Linked DNA regions of Homo sapiens: region 1 is linked to region 2. Evidence: chromatin loops called from intact Hi-C (ENCODE). Cell type or tissue: dorsolateral prefrontal cortex. All regions are shown on one strand.

The links. Peaks named below come from ENCODE experiments on the same cell type or tissue, not always from the same donor. Only the 100,000 strongest peaks of a DNase experiment are listed, where the experiment ranks them.
Region 1: a loop joins it to region 2, with 5 times the contacts of the local background. A loop is called at or near these places in 79 of 110 quality-filtered maps.

The regions. Positions count from the first base shown.
Region 1 is chr2:24,227,696-24,230,195 of GRCh38, reverse strand. All of the region lies in intron 29 of ITSN2 (intersectin 2), which reads left to right. Among named protein-coding and RNA genes, the nearest start is that of FAM228A, 54 kb to the right of the region's middle. In dorsolateral prefrontal cortex, a CTCF peak has its summit at 1,506 (motif pointing left); no DNase peak of the experiment used is centred here; H3K27ac peaks cover 1,969 bases.
Region 2 is chr2:24,381,049-24,383,548 of GRCh38, reverse strand. No RefSeq gene overlaps it. Among named protein-coding and RNA genes, the nearest start is that of ITSN2, 22 kb to the right of the region's middle. In dorsolateral prefrontal cortex, a CTCF peak has its summit at 953 (motif pointing right); a DNase peak (open chromatin) is centred at 928; H3K4me3 peaks cover 467 bases.

The DNA of each region.
Region 1 (2,500 bases), 150 kb after region 2:
GGAAAATTATAGAGGAGCAGGTTGGGAGATGATTAGGGGTTTGGCTTTTGATGTTACTTTGATGTGCCTTTTAGACATCTGAATGGGGATACTGAGTATACAGCAGAACGTGTGAAGAAGTTCAGGGAAGATGTTCAGGCTGGAGTGTAAATTTGGGAGCCTATCAGTACATAAATAAGCCATGAGAATGAACTGGGTCACCAAGGCTCTGAGTATGTCGAGGAAAGTTCCAAGGACTGAATCTTAGGGCACTGCGACATTAGAAGTCTGGAGAGTTGAGGAGGAACGAGCAAAGGAGCCGTGGAAGGGCAGACCAGTGAGGTGGGAGGATATGAGGAGAGGAGAGGTGGTGACCTGGAAGACGAGTGAAAAAGGATCTCATGAGGATCGAGTCATCAGCAATCACAGATGTTAGCGATAGGTCAAGTAAAATAACGGAGGAGGCTACCTGGGGAGATTAGGAAGTTCTTTTTCTTTAAAGTGAAATATCTGAAAATAATGTTAAATGTATAATTTTCCAGCTACATTCAGTAAACATTTTTCTACAGTAATATTGATTCCTTGGTGTTTGTTGAAATTGGTTCTGTGGGTTCTTTGTGTTGTTGTTGAGACAGTGTCTTACTCTGTCACCCAGGCTAGAGTGCAGTGGCACAATCTTGGCTCACTACAACCTCTGCCTCCTGGGTTCAAGTGATTCTCGCACCTCAGCCTCCTGAGTAGTTGGGATTACAGGCGCCTGTCACCACACTCAGCTAATTTTTGCGTTTTTAATAGAGATGGGGTTTCGCCATGTTAGCCAGGCTGGGCTCGAACTCCTGACCTCAAGTGATCTGCCCACCTCGACCTCCCAAAGTGCTGGGATTACAGGCGTGAGTGAGCCAGCACGCCCAGCCTGGTTCTATGGAAAAAGAATGTATAGTCTCTTGTATGTGTGTTCATATGTTAACCTTGTTAATAGTGTTCAAATCTTTCATATTCTCATTAATTTTCATTGAGAGAACTATATTAAACTCTACTACGATTATAGATATGTCAGTTTTTTCTTTTTTTTGGAGGGAGGTGGGGTATGGGTCTTAGTTTTTTATTTTACACTTTGAGGCTTTCCTGTTAGTTGTTTTTTTATTTTACACTTTGAGGCTTTCCTGTTAGTTGCAAATAAGATCAGAATTATTCTTCTTCCTGGTGAATGTTTCTACCATCTCATACGGGTCCTTAAAGCCTAATTTGTCTGTTGTAATAAAACCTCCCCAGTTGCTTTTAGAATTTTTATTTGGATAGCTTTTTCTAGCCCACTACTTCCAACACTTCTATGACCTGATTTTTAATCCAGAGCCTCTCTTTTCACTGACAGATTTAAGCCATTTACATTGATTAAAACAATTTAATACTTTTATTTGTATCTATTTTATTATGTATTTTCTATTTACCAGGCATTTTCTTTGCCCCTTTTTGTTCTGCTGACACAGGGACTTCTGTCGCACTGATCAAGTTTCTTTGTTTCTTTTATTGCCCTCTACTGGTTGGGAAATTATGTAGTCTATGTCTGTTCTTTGAGTGGTTACCTTTCCATTTTTAACATACCTGTTTGCCTTTGATCAATATCTCTTCCTTCTGCTGATCAATGCAAGGAGGATGATTTATCTCTAATGATTCTCTTATGTCTTTCATGTTATTACATTTTTGTGTTTTAACTTCACCTTGTATTTATACCTGCCAACTTAGTATTATTGTTGTTTTATACAGTCAATGATTATTTTGATTTCTTACACATTTACTAGTATTTTGGCTCACCATTTCTCATATCTCTTTTCTTTTTCCTTCTTATGTAATTTCCTTCTTCCTGAAATACGTCTTTTAATAGTTTTTCCAGTCATGTCTATTAGTGGTAAATGCGCTCAGACTTTGTCTGAAAATGTGTTTATTTCTCTGTCATCTGTGATTTAGATTTTTAGCTGGACAGTTATTTTTTTCTCTGTGTTGTGTGTTATGTGCAGCCAGTCTAATTGCTGTTCATGTGGTTATTCTGATTTTTCTTTCTGACTGTTTAATCATGTTTTTTCTTCCCTCCTTGGTGTTCTGGTATGGATTTATTTTTTTCCTAATCAGAAGCCATTGTTCTGAATTTGAGGCATTGTATCATTCTTCAATTCTAGAAAAGTCTCAGCCATTATAATCTCAATATTACCTCTCTCAATTCTTTCTATTCCCTTCTCCTGGACTACCTGTCAGATGTATGTTGGGCCTTGTCATTCTGTCCTCTGTGTCTCTTAACTTCCGTTTTATGTTTTCCATCTTTTTTTTCTTTTTTTAGTGCAATGGCACGATCTTGGCTCACAACAACCTCTGCCTCCCAGGTTCAAGCAATTCTCCTGCCTCAGCCTCCTGAGTAGCTGGGATTACAGGCACCCGCCACCATGCCCCGCTAATTTTTTGTATTTTTAGTAGAGACGGTTCACCCTGTTGGCCAGGCTGGTCTTGAACTCTTGACCTCAGGTGATCC
Region 2 (2,500 bases):
TTAAAAAGGAAAAAAAAAGAGACAAGCATTTTCTACATATTTGAGGATTTAGATTCACGGGATTGAATTGGGAAGAGTTTTTTGTTGTTTTTGTTTTTGTTTGAGACAGAGTCTCGCTCTGCCACCCAGGCTGGAATGCAGTGGTGCGATCTCAGCTCACTGCAACCTCTGCTTCCCAGGTTCGAGTGATTCTCCTGCCTTAGCCTCCCAAGTAGCTGGGATTACAGGTGCCCGCCAGTATGCCCAGATAATTTTTTGTATTTTTAGTAGAGACAGGGTTTCACAATGTTGGCCAGGCTGGTCTCAAACTCGTGACCTTGTGATTTGCCCGCTGGGTTCTGTTTTCAGAGTGAAAGACTAGCATCTTATGTTATCTTTCTATTGGGCTCATTAGATCTGTAACCCTGTCTGATGGGTTTGATTATAGCATCCTACAGCATAATTTTAAACAAGATATAGAAGGGAGAAATTCCTTCTCAAGTAGGGTACAGCAGTGGTTCTTAAACCTTAATGTGCATAAGAATTGCCTCACCTCCAGAAATGCCAATTCAGAAGGTTGTGGGGTGGGGCCCAGAATTCTTCATCTTAAACAAACTCTTCAGGATATTTTTATGCAGGTGGTCCACTTGGAAAAATACTTGGATTGTACTTGATAGAATGTCCTGACCTAGTTCTCTGGCTCCCTGGGTATTACATCAAAGGAACACTTGTAAAGGGGCAGAACTACCGATTTCATGAGTCCCAGGTGGAGAACAAGCAAAGACTGAAAAATAAACCGCATGAAGGTGCAGACAAGACATTTCTGGTACTCTGCAAAGCTCCCTGGAGAGAGAATGCAAAACCCTTGATTTCCTGACTTTAATAGTAAAACAACAAGCATCCCCCCACCCCACCCACCCTGCGCCATCCACACACACTTTGCCAGGACGTGCTGGATGCGCCCTCTAACCTCTAGGGGGAGCACAAGGATTTCCTCACACTAACGCCTTTGCTGTGGGAAAAAAATATACACGTCAAGGAGACTTTGGGGCTTAATTATTGCTAAGGGTGAAGTTTAACAAGAATGTAAGGACCTAAGAGATTGGAAGCATTTGCTCACCCATGGACTTTCCTTTCCTGCTTGTTCCTATTTAAATCTTTGGATTTTGGCCGGACGCAGTGGCTCACGCCTGAAATGCCAGCACCTTGGGAGGCCGAGGAGGGCAGATCACTTGAGGTCAGGAGTTCGAGACCAGCCTGGCCAAAATGGTGAAACCCCATCTCTACTAAAAATACAAAAATTAGCCAGGCGCGGTGGTGGGCGCCTGTAATCCCAGCTACTCAGGAGGTTGAGGCAGGAGGATGACTTGAACCCGGAAGGTAGAGGTTGCAGTGAGCCCAGATCGCACCACTGCACTCCAGCCTGGGCGACAAAAAGAGACCCTGTCTTTAAATACATAAATAAGATTAAATAAATCTTTGGATTTTAAAAAGTGGTTCTCTGGCCAGGTGCAGTGGCTCACGCCTATAATTTCAGCACTTTGGGAGGCTGAGGCGGGTGGATCACCTGCGGTCAGGAGTTCAAGACCAGCCTGACCACCATGGTGAAATCCCATCTCTACAAAAATACAAAAATTAGCCAGGCATGGTGGCGTGCGGCTGTAATCCCAGCTATTTGAGAAGCTGAGGCAGAAGAATCACTTGACCCAGGAGGCGGAGGTTGCAGTGAGCTGAGACTGTGACACTGCACTCCAGCCTGGGCGACAGAGTGAGACTCCATCTCAAAAAAAAAAAAAAAAAAAAAAGGTGGTTCTCTGAGGTAGCCCTGAGATAGCCTGGGGTGGATTTGTCAGGGTTGTTAAAGAAAAAATTATTCAGGCCAGGTGTGGTGGCTCACATCTGTAATCCCAACACTTTAGGAGGCTGAGGCGGGTGGATCACCTGAGGTCAGGAGTTCGAGAGCAGCCTGGCCAACATGGGGAAACCCCATCTCTACTAAAAATACAAAAATTAGCCAGGCTTGGTTGCGTGTGTCTGTAATCCCAGCTACTCAGGAGGCTGAGGCAAGAGAATCACTTGAACCCAGGAGGCAGAGGTTGCAGTGAGCTGAGACTGCACCACTGCACTCCAGCCTGGGCAACAAAGCAAGACTCTGTCTCAAAAAACAAGAAAAAAAAGAAAAAATTATTCTGACCTGTGCTAAAGAACAGTAAGACAGACTTTATTCTGGGGAACTGCTGCAATGGAGTCTGGGAGTTGGGGAGAGAGGTTGGGCTCAACCCTCAATCCAACAAGGACAAGTGGGAATTTTTAGCCAAGGAGCAGAGTGAGGGGGTCAATGGATGGAAAATTACTAAGAGCAGATAAGAGGATTCTTGCTAAACAAACTTAATAGGATTGTTGCTAAAGGCAACCCAAGGACTTAGACACTGTGGGTGGAGGATGAAGAAGCCAGCTATCAAGGGTGTGAGGGTATCACTACAGTCACTGAGCAGGATTCTCACTGAAACTGGGCTATGCA